Regions from separate parts of the Homo sapiens genome. Here region 2 is linked to region 1. Evidence: chromatin loops called from intact Hi-C (ENCODE). Cell type or tissue: gastrocnemius medialis. All regions are shown on one strand. Links, peaks and the distances in the headings refer to the core of each region. The heading gives the core; the rest is flanking DNA.

Region 1 (8,191 bases), core at 1,230-6,229:
AGATCTGTGGTTTTCAAATATTCTTGAGAAAACTTGGTTTTCAAGAGAAATTTTACCCAAAAGTCTAATACATAAAATAGAGGAAAGATAATAGTGCCTAGCATCTCATGAGTGTGTATTACATACCAGCACCTTGCTAAGCTCTCAGGGCGCATTGTATTAGTTAATCCTCACCAATAGGCTTAGGAGGTGGAGATCTCTTTTAACCTCATTGCATGAATGAAGAAGCGCAGGCTCAGGGAATATAAATACCCAGCCGAGGTCCAGCTGCAGGCAAGCCCAAGGGCTCTCTTCACCATGATCATGCTCTGGTTGAAGTGGGTATGAGAAGCCCAGAACCATTTAACCTGGCATCCCCCTTCCACATCCCACAGCACCCCATCCGCTGCCAGAGGTGCCTCCCCAGTCCAGTACCTTTGGGATCTAAAGAGTTCAATTTGAAAACCACTGTCTTGGACTAATAACCAAATAATTATGTATTCCTCTAGCACCCAAGATGAGAAGGGAGAATGATTAGATAGGATTTTATTGCTTTTTTTGTTTGTTTTTAAAGCTGCAATCTTGGAAATGATCATCAAATCCACACCCCACTCGTTGTACTTAGGGGAAAATTCAAGCTGGGAGGAGAAGGCTAAGTACAGAGGGGAGACCCAATCCTGGCCTTGGACATCTAGCCCAGACTCCCTCGCATGCAACCTTGACAGACCAAAACCAGCGGCCAGAGACCATAAATGCCTCCTTAGACAAAGCCATCAAGCCACCAGCACATCTGGCTGTATTCATACAGCATCCCACACCTTCCAATGTCCTGGGCACATCCCAGCCCTGGGGCCCTCGCCAGGCAGGGCTCTGAGCCCAGAAAAAGGCAGGGTCTCAAGAGAGGATAAGATCGAGTGGCAGAGGAGGAGGGAACTGCAGAGAGCAGGGGACCAGGCCCCAGAGAGCAGAGGGAGAAGAGAGAAGAGACGGGAAGGAGGACCGCAGGATGTGGAGGGACCACAGGGTAACTCGGGCTCTAGGGGTGGGACAGGGCAGGCCCTTGGAGCCGGGAGGGGATTTTGGAACTGAACCAGCACCAGCAAGCCTTGCCGGGAGGGGGCACCTTGGAACCCAAAGCCAAGAGGAATGGCTGTCCATCCTCCACGAGCTTTCTGGGTGGAACTAAGGTGTACAGCGGGGCAGGGGCCCGATCCAGCCCACACATAGGCAGGACGGAGGTCACCCCTCATGACCATTTCTGTCCTCTCCTTGCACCCTCTCTTGCACACCAGCTCTCCAGCCTCGGAGAACCACAGAAATCTCCTTCTGACCTGCCCCTTTCCTTGCGCCTGCCCCCACCCCAGCACACCTGTCACTTCCACCCTCCTCCAGTCCCCCCTCTCCCATCTGCCCCCCAACAGTCACGGCGCAACGGTGGGCACCAAAGCCTAGGTCGTGGGTCTGGAGACAGCCTGGCCACAAATGTGGCCCACGTCTGCCCAGGACACCATCAGCAAGGCCCGGGTCTTGCTCCAGGCCTGAAAGCCGGTCTCTGTTGGCAGAAACGCTGCCAGAGCCAAGCCCTGCCAGGCTCCTGGAGGGGCTTACCTTCACACCATCGCTCTTCTTGTTTCCCCCACTCTTCCCTCCTGTGGAGGAGAAAAAGTAGAGGGTTAACAACGCCAGGCAGGGCACCAGGGCCCACAGGGCGAGGACGAGCAGCATCCACACGCAGCCGGAGGGCAGACTGCAGGGAGCAGAGCTGGCCCAGCGATCCTGGGGGAGGCCTCCTCCTCCTCCTCCTCCTCCTCCTCCTCCTCCTCCCTCCTTGGAGGCCCAGGGACTGCCTGGGTTCCCCGCCTTCTCAGCAATCTCAAGCGTAACCCTCTGGCTTCATGGGTTGAGGGAGGTGTCCAACATGTCCCAGGACTGTGGGCTGCTGTTTCAGCCCGGGGATTCCCTCTGAATCCCTGTCACCACCGTGCTGGCGGTGGCCAACCCGAGGTCTGGCTGCCTGGCCCCAGGCTGGACACGCCCTCCCCACCCTGGCCCTCTCTAATTTTAGCCCCATGCTGCTGCGGAGGTCATGTGTCAGCCCTGCCTACTCACTCCGGACAGCTGCAGGCTGCGTCTTGCCAGTGACAAGAAGCAGATGCCCCCACTGGGGCCCACCCTGCCAGAGCACCCATCCCCTGCCTCTCTCCTCAGGCCATATAGGCCTCCCCAACCTCAGACTCCAGAGCCCCATATTGGCACTGGCTATGGCCCGGGTGGCAGGGACAACCAGAGCAACAGCTCTTTGGGGGCTTCCCCTGCTGTCATTTCCCCTTACCTCCCTCCTCACCTCCTGGCCAGAGCCCTGGAAGTGGGCATCAGCCAGGAAATGGCCTGAATGTCCAGCCCTGCCCACAGGCATCCGGCTGCTTCAGACTTAAGCAAATACCTTAAATGAAACAAGGTATCTGTGAAGTACTTAGCAAAGCACCTGACCCATAAGCCGCACATGCTCAGGAAATGGTAGCCATGATAAGACTTCTCCTGGTGGCCTTGAGAGGGGGAGTTGGGAGGAGGGTCATATGAGCCACTGATGCCCCAGGGGCTCTGAGGCATGGGGCTCATGGCAGGTCACCTTCCCAGTCACCCCCACATTTCCACCTATGACCCCTTCGAGGCTCTCATTCCAAGTTCCCTACTTGCAAACCAAGGCAGGGGCCACCTCTGGATCCCGAAGCTGACAGGAATGGCTGTCCATTCACCACAGGCTTTGGAGGGTTGGACTAGGATGTGCAGTGGGGCAGGGGGAGTGCTTTCTCCTCGAGCCTCAAGGTAGACGCCCCTCTCAGCTCCAGCCTACTGTCACAGGATCGTGGGTCCAGTGAGGCCACAGCGTCTAATTTTCAAGAGACGACAGCAATCTGGGGTTTTCTATGAAATTTCCTAATTTTTAAGTGTTAGAAACTCATTCAAAAAAATTTTTAAAACACCCCTACCTCCACAAAGCATATCAAGAGATTCAATCCAGCTCACAGGCCGCCATTTTGTGAGCTCAGGACTAGAGTTCTTTAGGGTGCTTCAGTTGTTAAAAAAAGACTCTGACTATCTGGGTAGCTCATCTTTCAGTTTACGGAATGGCAGGATCCTTGTCCAGGGAGAGGGTGGGAAGGCAGTTTAACGAGGTAGGAAAAGCCCAGTCAGAAGTTCTAGTATCTGCCCACCTCTGGGTCTCACTCCTCCCAACTGGTTACATGGGCAGGTGGACCCACTCAATGCAGCCAGCTGCCCCCTTCTCAGAGCTGCCCTCTTGCTGTGGTGCTGGCCACAAATCTGCAGCAGCTTTCTCGGCTGGCCCCAGCCCCAGTCAGAGGGCCCCTCGGGTGAGCTTTGCTCTATCTGCTATCTATATCTCCTCTACTGCCTGCCAGCGGCCTGCGCTCCCCAGAAGGAAGCCTCTGGAGGGCACTGGCCCCAGCCCTCTCTGATGTGCCAAGAGGAGCTTCTTGCTAAACCCTGACAATAATCCCTTCCCCTTCTCTCTGCAAAGCCACATGCCTCAGGTGATTGGGCACTCCCTGCCTTAACCAGCCCAGTTTGGCCAAGGGCCTGGGACGCTCCTGCCCTGGACTCACTGGTGACCCAATCCAGTTAAAGGCACTTGCCCTGGGTTTGGTCAAACCTGTGCTGAATGCAGGCTCTGCCTCTCTAGCCATGTGACCTGGGACAAGTCAGAGCTCACCTTCCTGAGCTTCTGCTTCCTCATCCCAGAAATAGGGATGGCAGCACCCCCATCATCCCCTCTGCTGCCTTGTCATGTAGGCCACCTGAGTGGAAGCACGGGACTGCTTAGCACAGGGCTCCAATCATGGTGGGCAATATTGTTACTCCCTGGACCTGGCTCCACCCCATCTAGAACTCAATCCCCTGCAATCAGAAGCCTTCCCCTCTAGGCGGCCCAGCCTGAGAACCCCAGCACTGCTGTAGGAGTGGGCAGCCAGACTAAATCTGTAACCAGTCCTGGTGGGCCCTGGGCTTGCTGACTTTTGACCTCTCTTCACTTCTGGGTACAGGCCGTGGCAGGTGAGCTAAGCCCTTAGTCACAGAGTCCTCTACAACTCCCTCTCCCCAGGCCCAGTGGCCTGGGGGCACTCCAATATCTGACAGGACGGTGCCCCCAACGAACTGGTGCAGGGCTTACTGGGGACCCTGAGGTCCTGCCACCTACCGGAGAAGTTCCTGGTGGCCAGCATCGTGGTGAGAATGGCTCCCTGCAAGACATAAGAAGAGGGCAGTGGGAGAGGAGGCCGGAGTGAAGGGACCCAGGAGGGACAGAGAGACGGGAGGGCCACGGGGAAGGAGAGGCAGGTGCTGCATTCAGAGAAGAAGCCAAAGCCTCTGCCCTGCCCCTCCATTTGTCCCAACCCCAACCCCAGCCCAGAGCCCATCCCTCGCCCCCTGGAGAAGTCGGGGTGAGCTAGGCTTTAGCCAGTACAGCTCCTGGGACAAGGCCGTCCTAGGGGCAGATATTAATGGGCCCCTTGGCCCGCCCAAGCTGAAGAGCTTGAGGGACACCTACCAGCAGAGGCTCCTGAAGATGATGGACTTTTCTTGCTTGGGCAACAACAGCAGACCTCGTGTCCCCCAACCCCTCCACCTCTTAGCCCTCTGCCCCGTGCTGAGAGCATCTTGCTCCAGGACTAGCTCATCCCTCCATGGCCCCTGGGCTCAGAGAATCCCAGGAGGATTTTCTCTTTTTTTTTTTTATTTCCAAGTTTTTTATTTTATATATATATATATATTATATAATACTTTAAGTTCTAGGGTACATGTGCACAACGTGCAGGTTTGTTACATATGTATACATGTGCCACGTTGGTGTGCTGCACCCATTAACTCGTCATTTACATTAGGTATATCTCCTAATGCTATCCCTCCCCCCTCCCCCCACCCCACAACAGGCCCCGGTGTGTGATGTTCCCCTTCCTGTGTCCAAGTGTTCTCATTGTTCAATTCCCATCCATGAGTGAGAACATGCGCTGTTTGTTTTTTTGTCCTTGCGATAGTTTGCTGAGAATGATGGTTTCCAGCTTCATCCATGTCCCTACAAAGGACAGGAACTCATCATTTTTTATGGCTGCATAGTATTCCACGGTGTATATGTGCCACATTTTCTTAATCCAGTCGATCATTGTTGGACATTTGGGTTGGTTCCAAGTCTTTGCTATTGTGAGTAGTGCCGCAATAAATATATGTGTGCATGTGTCTTTATAGCACCATGATTTATAATCTTTTGAATCCCAGGAGGATTCTCAATGTAGAGAAAGCCTCCTCCATCAACAAGCAGGCTGGGGGCTAATGGCCCCTTTTGTTCCAGAGCCATCTGATTCAGACCTGACTTGACACTGTCTGAATCCCACTGCTTATGATGTTAAGAATCCCTGATTCTGATATTTTGAGACTTCCTCTGTGACACAGCTTCCACTGCAGGATGGGGATGGGACTCAGTTCTCCTGGCATCATGCTGGCCACCACCCCTTGGTCTGTGTCCCCATCCTAAGCCTCCACTCCAGGCCTGGGAGCAGCAGATAAGGAGGTTCCACAAGAGCTGGGGCCTCCGCCTCTTCCCTCATCATCCCCAGCGTGCTGACGGCTCCTCTGTTCCACTGGCCAGGGGCCCCTCAGTGCCTGGCAAAGGCCAGGCCAGGAGCTGTCACCACCCTGAGAGCACACAGAACCTGCAAGAGTGTGAAGCTCTGGGACCACCTGGGTGCCACTGAGCTTCCTCAGGGCCACAATCACTGTCTGAGTGCCTCAGCCATTCCTCCACAGTACTGGGCAGCTGGGGCGCCTCCCTGACCAGGGTCTCACGTTCAGTCATGTCTCACCCCCAAAAGCTCTCCCCAGCCACTCTGAACCACTTGTGGTGCCCCTAAGGGGTCAGGCGCACTTCCAAACTTCTGCACAGGCTGCTTCCTCTGTCTGGAACACGTTCCCATTCTTTTTTTTGTTTTTTTTTTTTTGAGACAGAGTCTCTCTCTGTTACTCAGGCTGGAGTGCAATGGCACGATCTCACTCACTGCAACCTCCGCCTCCCAGGTTCAAGCAATTTTCCTGCCTCAGCCTCCTGAGTAGCTGGGATTACAGGTATGTGCCACCATGCCTGGCTAATTTTTGTATTTTTGGTAGAGACAGGGTTTCACCTCATTGGCCAGGCTGGTCTTGAACTTCTGACCTCAGGTGATCTGCCCACCTCAGCCTCCCAAAGTGTTGGGATTACAGGCATGAGTCACTGCGCCCGGCCACACTTTCCCATTCTGACTCTAACTTGGCTAATACCTGCTTATCCTCCAAGGTCTCAGCTTAAACGCCCCTGGCTCCAGACCCAGAATACCATTGTCCTGCTGCATTCTGCCACCATCTTGAGGCTTTCCCAGGCATGGCACTCACCACTGCCCCATAACGCCCCAGGAACTTGTCTGTCCTCTCCACTAGAGCAAGGGCTCAGTCATTCACCGCTCACTCCCCAAGCCCAACCTGCTGTCCAGTATGCAGTAGGTGTTCAATAAATGCTTATTGAATCAATGAAGGAAAGAATTAGTGAGCGAGTCTCCTGGCCTCTGTGGAGACCCAGGCAGAGCTAGTCCCATGGCCAGGACTGTGGAGGGTGAGGACCTGTTACCTTCAGTTTCCTCCTGGCATTGAACTTCTTCAGGCAGTCCACGGTCTCCTGTCTGTGCATGCAGGATGCCACGGTGGAGCGGTGCTGGAGGAAGTAGGGGAGAGGGCTGTGAGTGGAAGGCAGGCTGGAAGACAGGCCCACCCAAGGGTACCCTTCAGCAGGGCATCTTAATGGAGGTGTGGTTGACATCTTGGGAAGAACGATTCATTGCTCTAGGAGATGCTTCAGGGTGTTTAGCATCCTGGCACCAGACATTCAATGCCAGTAGCACCATCAGTTGTATGCCAACCCAGAACACTCACTCCTCGTTTCCACATTACCCCTGAGAACCACAGCAGGGGCAGTCTCTTGGATTAAGCCCTCTTGGCCCCATGGGCCAGGGGAAGGGCCAGAACTCTGTGGGGGCCTGGATCATGAGGTCTGGAGGGGCTCCTGGGAGAAGTCCTGCTGAGGAAGGCTCACCGAGATCCAGGGGTGCTTAAGGGCTTCGGCAGCTGTGATGCGTTTGGATGGGTTAATGGTCAGCATCTTATTGATCAGATCCTTGGCTTCCGGGGTGACAGTGTCCCATTCCGGCGATGGGAACTGGAAGGGGCAGAGAGGCCAGGTTTGCCCAGCCTGCCCCAGGCCACCCCTGCGATCCCCCAGCCCCTGACTGGCAGGGGAGCAGGCAGGGGTCCTACTGCCCATCCACTCGGACATCCACACCAGGAGGAGTTGGGGCTCCTCACTGCAGGGGAGGGCCCTAGCCCCATACAAATCAGAACACGGCAGAGGGAAAGGAGGCCTCCCTCCAACCATCTTTCTGAGACTGTGCCTTATTTGCAGAGCAGCCGGTCAGTGGCTTTAGCCCAGACTTCAGAATCAAAAGGCCTGGATTCAAGTCCTGGCTCTGCCTCCTGGGCTGTGTAACCTGGGTAAGTCACATGACCTCTTGAGCTATCTCTAGAGATGTTGTGAGAATTAAATACAATATAAAACATACGGCACAGAGCTTAATAGCTATCTGCATAAAAGCAATATAGCTTGGTAGTTAGAAGCATGGATGGTAGAGCCAGACTGCCTGGTTCAAATCCCACCTCTACCATTTCTTAGCTGTGTGATCTAGGCAGTTACTTGACCTCTCTGTATGTCAGCTTCTCTATATGTAAAATGGGAATAATAACAGCACCTATATCATAGATTGGTGTGAGGATTAAATGTAATAATATGTGTAAAACATTCAGAGAGTGCTATAGAATTGTTAGCTATTATTATTTGTATATATGAGAGAGAAACAGAGAAACCCTGGCTTGGGAGGCGCCTCTCCCCTACTCCTCACTCCATTTTGGTGCTGCTTCTTGCCTTCTGGGGCAAGATAAATCTCCAATCATTAGGCACAGCATGGTAACCACCTGGCCCTGGTCAGTCTTCATGCTCCCCTGGGGTTCACCCCTGTGCCAGAACTAGAGAGTGGCTTGGCGCTGGCTTTCACTGGAAGGGCACCAGAGGATGATGGGAGCTGAAGAGAGGAGCGACACTCACATCATAGGCGCCGGC
Region 2 (5,000 bases), core at 1-5,000, 790 kb after region 1:
GGTTTCAGTTAACCGTGTTTCCCCTTTAACTCTGTTAACATGTTACTCAGAACTCTGGAACATGTCTCAAGACTGGGCACCCTGGACTTTGGCCCCAGGACAGCATCGCCCATGGGCCTCCCTGGACCGAGGGGAGATAGAGACCTGGCCCAACTTGGACTCGGGCTTCCACCTGGTCTCCTCAGCTCCCCTAGACACGCAAAGAAACTGCAGGACCGAGAGTAAATTCAGGATGCTCCGAGGGGAAGTTATGGCTCCACTTTATCTTCCTACTCCACCCCACTTTTAAATGAAAAGACTGAGGTCCAGCGACAGGGAGATGCCTAGGTCATGAGCAAAGAAGGCCACATGCCCTGCATTACTCATCCACATGGTGTCTGTCCCTGGCTCTGCCAAGAAAACCTCCAAGGTCATCTTTATGATCAGCAACATGGACAATTCTCTGCCTGGATTTAGAGCCCCAAGTCCCCCAGCTCAGGACAGATCGCGTTTCTTTCTCTGGAAACAGGTCAAGGGCCCCAGACTTGGCATAATCAGTGTTTACAAAACACCAAAACCAAAAAGAAAGGGTTTCCCCAGCAGGCCTAGGAATGCTCAACTCATGCCAGAGTCCACTGTCACCAGGGTCAGGAGGCAGAGGGAAAGGAAAAACAATTAGCACGAAACGAAAAGCTGAGCCATGAACTTAACTCCTCCAGGCCCTCAGAGAATGTTTCCTTTCAAAGCTCCCTCCTGTCAGCTTGCATCTTTGAAATGTGCTGGAAAGCAGGCAGAACTAGAGCCGTTCCCACCAGGGCTCGGATGGCAAAACTGAACTGGAGAGGCTGGAGAGGCTAAGCTGGGACTAGACCACTCCGCTTGGCTCAGACCAGAGGGTTTCTGGTTTCCTCAGCCTCTACCCTGGGGGCCCCATCTCCCTGGATCCCACTGCACAAGGGCGGGCCCCTCAGCCCGTGCTCCTCCACTCCCATCAGTGTTTGCTGAACATGTGCTTGATGCCAGGCGCTGTACAAGGCGCCCAGGGTATACACCTTGGTGAAAGTATGCACCTCCCACCACCAGATGGGAAGACAGAATTAAATAAGTGATGACGAGCCATGAGAAGGAGTGTCAGAGAAGTTGCTGGTACCTCAGGAGCATAGACCAGGGCAACCTGAATGAGATTCTGGGAAGGCTTTGCTGAGCAAGTGAGGGTAAAACAAACCCTGACAAGCAGGGTGGGCAGGTGAGGCACAAGGGGAAGAGTGCACCTCCAGAGGGAAGGGTGACACAGGCTAATTCAAGGGCTGAGTCACTCCCAGTGTGGGAGGCAATGGCAGAGCAGGCGGGAAACAGGATGCCAGCTCACTGACTGGGGGTTACCCTTCCTAAGCTGAATGGTTGGGGGTGCCAGTGATGGGGTGGGCATTGCAGCTGGACTCAAGGGAGCCCAGCCAAGGGACCCGGGCCAAGGCACCCACCTTGTTGAGCCGCTGGATCTCCTTTTCCTGGTACTCACGCTGTCGGGTGAGTGGGCTCAGCTGATCCTGCAGGTACTTGACCTTTTGGCGCAGCTCCTTGGCCTCTGCTGTCAGCTGCTCCTTGTCGGTCTGCAGGGAATACAAGGTTGGTAAGCTGGCTAGGATGGCCTCTCCAGGAGGCCTCGGATTCTCTGTCCTGCCTGGCCCAGCCCTTACGTTCTCCCCTGGCCATCACTTCACAATGCTCACATGCAAAGCACCTGGGGTCGGTACAGTAATGTCCATCCGGTCCTGCCCTCAATTATTATGTGTCAATTTAAAATAATAATTAAAAAAAGAAAAAGCAGTAGCTCAGTTGAGTAAAAGACCCTGGATTCCGACACCAGTTCATCCACTAAGCAGCTGAGACCCCTGGCACTGCCACAGCCCTCTCTTGTCTAAGCTTACCTACCTGTCACAGGTACGGGGTTCCTAACGTGAGTCACACAGAGACCTCAGGAGGCCTGTGAGCCCCAAAACTGAATGCGAAATTTTGTTGTGTGTAATCTGCTAGAAAGAAAAGCCATAGTTCTGACCAGATTCACATGGGGGTCTTCCGTGATCCACAGAAAGCGATAAACTACGGATAATCCCTAACAGACACTGCAGCTCATACAGCCTTGGAGCCTAGAGGAGAGATGACACGCCCAGAGAGAACTGTGACATAAGGCAGAGAGTGCTCCTCCAGAAAGAAACAAAATACTGTGGGGCTAAAAGAAAGATCACCACAGCTGAGGGAAGGCTTCCAGGAGGCGGTTCCATACCCTCTACGGAACCAGCAGGGCTTCGCCACAGCCAGCCAAGACTGGGATGGCCTTTAGACAGCATCAAGCCCCAGCCCTGTAATACGATGGGAAACAAATGTCCAGAGAGGGGAAGTGACGTACCCAAGGCCACACAGTGAGCTGGGGCTAGAACCCAGGTTTCCTATTCCCTTGCTCTCTCTCCTTCCATGTCAAAGGAGGTGTTGAAACTAGGGGATGGCAGCACAGTGCAGTGGAAAGACCAGGCACATCCCCAAATAAACTATATATTCCTATGTGTACATATATGCGAGAAAGGTCTGGAAACAGATGCACCAAAATGGTAACAGTGGTTCCCTCTAGGGAGGGCCTGGGATCATGGCAGTGGGAGGTAGTCCAGGGAAACTTTCACTTTGTAGCATGTGGACATTTCATAACTGTGTATTCACAGCATGTGATTAAGAGACCAGTCGCAGGGGTTAGTTTTCACCCAGCCCTGTGTGACCTTTAGTCAGTACGGACTGCAGAGGGCAGGCTTGGTCAGACCTCCCTGGGAATTGTTCTGGACTCCCCATCAAGAGGCTCCCGGATGGGCATGGGCTTTACCGAAATTCATCCTTATCTACAGGGCCACGCCTTGTCATGAAACGTCCTACCTTCCCTGTAGCTGACAGGGAAGAGCCCTCACATTCCAGGGATTTGTCTCACCTACCACTGTGAGCAAGGGAGAGGGGCCAAAGAGCCAGGATGTCTGGCTGCGAGTCACCAGGTATGACTGTGCACTCATAAGGAAAGACAGAAGTGTTCTCCCTACCACACCTCCAAGGTAAGGGGGTGTCACAGACGTAGGCTGACTGCTCAAATAAGGCCCCTGGTGTCCCATGCTGACGGGAGGAACTGTGAAAGGCAATCCAGGTTGAAAATGTCCATTTTTAAGCTAGGCAAAAGACCATGCCCAGTTCCCATGAAGGGGAAAACATGGTGACATAAATAAAATCTCCCAAGAGTCTGGCAGTCAAGTGGCCTTTCCTCTTTAAGCTGCTCCAAGGTCCTGATGGGCCTTGGCTGGTCTCATTCATACATATGACTGGGCAGATACTACTACTTCAGGGGACCTGTTGTTTCCCCCCAAGAAAGAATCTGGTCTCACTTATGCCCACTCTCTGATCTCTGTAACTTCTTCTTCGTAGTACTTTTTTTTTTTTTTTTTGAGACAGGGTCTCATTCTGTTGCCCAAGCTGGAGTGTAGTGACACAATCTCAGCTCACTGCAACCTCCGCCTCCCGGGTTCAAGCGATTCTCGTGCCTCAGTCTACCGAGTAGCTGGGACTACAGACATGCGCCACCACTCCCAGTTAATATTTGTATTTTTATTAGAGACGGGGTTTCACCATGTTGGCCAGGCTGGTCTCAAGCTCCTGATCTCAAGTGATCCGCCCACCTTGGCCTCCCAAAATGCTGTGTTTACAGGCATGAGCCACCATGCCTGGCCATACATTTTTCTTTTAGAGAAACAGGGTTTCACTCTGTTGTCCAGTCTGGAGTGCAGTGGCACAATCACAGCTCACTGAAGCTTCCAACTCCTGGGCTCAAGCAATCCTCCCACATTAGCCTGAGTAGCTAGGTCTACAGGTGCACACTGCCACACCCAGTGAATTTTTTAATTTTTGTAGAGACAAGGTGTGGCTATGTCACTGAGGTTGGTCTCAAACTCCTGGCCTCAAGCAATCCTCCCACCTCGGCATCCCAAAGTGCCAGGATCATAGGCACAAGCCACCCAACCCGGCCTTCTCTGCAACACTTAACACACTTTTACTTTATTTGCTTCTGTAATTAGTTGTCTGGCACCTCTTTCCCAGCGAGGGCAGGGTTGAGCTGTTCCTGTGGACTCTATGCCAAAGCACAATGCCTGAGACAGGCTCTGAAGACAAATGCCGGGATGAATGGATAAATGAAGCTCTGTCTCATGTTGTAGCCCCTCCCCAACAAATCACCATCACTATGCTGAACACTTGGCAGCATCCCACCCCACCAAGTGCCATACAGCAGGCCTGCTTGGATCTTTTTTTTTTTTTTTTTTAGCAAGAGTTTCACTCTTGTTCCCCAGGCTGGAGTGCGATGGTGCAATCTTGACTCACTGCAACCTCCGCCTCCCAGGTTCAAGCAATTCTCCTGCCTCAGCTACCTGAGTAGCTGGAATTACAGGTGCCTGCTGCCACACCTGGCTAAGTTTTGTATTTTTAGTAGAGATGGGATTTCATCATGTTGGCCACGCTGATCTTGAACTCCTGACCTCAGGTAATCCACCCGTCTCGGCCTCCCCAGTTGCTAGGATTGTGAGCCATCGTGCCCGGCCACCTGCTTAGATCTTTTATATGGTGTGCTTCCCTGTACAGTTCCCCATTCCCTACAATTTTAATGGAACAAAAAGTTCTGAATAAAAACAAGAAAATGTGAAAAGCTGTAGTTAATGTAACTTTCTCAATTTTCAGATGGGAAACTGCAGTGCAGGGAAGGAACGTGCCTGTGTTTTTGGTCACCTAGCTCTTTCGCACTAGACCCCCGGGTCTCCTGACTCCTGCCCCTGGCTTGTTTGCTCCACAGAACTCTCCGCTAATGTGGAGGGGAACTGACTCTGCAGGGACCAGCAGTCACACTTGCCTCCTCCATTTCAATCTTGGACTTGGCCAGGAGGAGCTTGCGGTCAAAGTCACGCTGCTTCTGCTCCCGCTCGGCCTCCAGGTCAGTCACCTGCTTC

Evidence for each region. Peaks named below come from ENCODE experiments on the same cell type or tissue, not always from the same donor. Only the 100,000 strongest peaks of a DNase experiment are listed, where the experiment ranks them.
Region 2: it touches region 1 in a loop (16-fold over the local background); 1 of 110 quality-filtered maps calls a loop at or near these places.

The regions. Positions count from the first base shown.
Region 1 is chr5:150,243,574-150,251,764 of GRCh38, forward strand. CAMK2A (calcium/calmodulin dependent protein kinase II alpha) reads right to left here. Exons shown (of 19, transcript NM_015981.4): 9 at 8,177-8,191; 10 at 7,115-7,237; 11 at 6,653-6,736; 12 at 4,199-4,241; 13 at 1,588-1,628. Among named protein-coding and RNA genes, the nearest start is that of CAMK2A, 42 kb to the right of the region's middle. In gastrocnemius medialis, for the core only: no CTCF peak of the experiment used is centred there; DNase peaks (open chromatin) are centred at 2,028, 3,138 and 3,548; H3K4me3 peaks cover 723 bases; H3K27ac peaks cover 3,422 bases.
Region 2 is chr5:151,037,637-151,042,636 of GRCh38, forward strand. TNIP1 (TNFAIP3 interacting protein 1) reads right to left here. Exons shown (of 18, transcript NM_006058.5): 11 at 4,904-5,000; 12 at 1,461-1,589. Among named protein-coding and RNA genes, the nearest start is that of GPX3, 20 kb to the left of the region's middle. In gastrocnemius medialis, for the core only: a CTCF peak has its summit at 2,583; DNase peaks (open chromatin) are centred at 355, 1,414, 2,235, 2,725 and 1 weaker place; H3K27ac peaks cover 5,000 bases.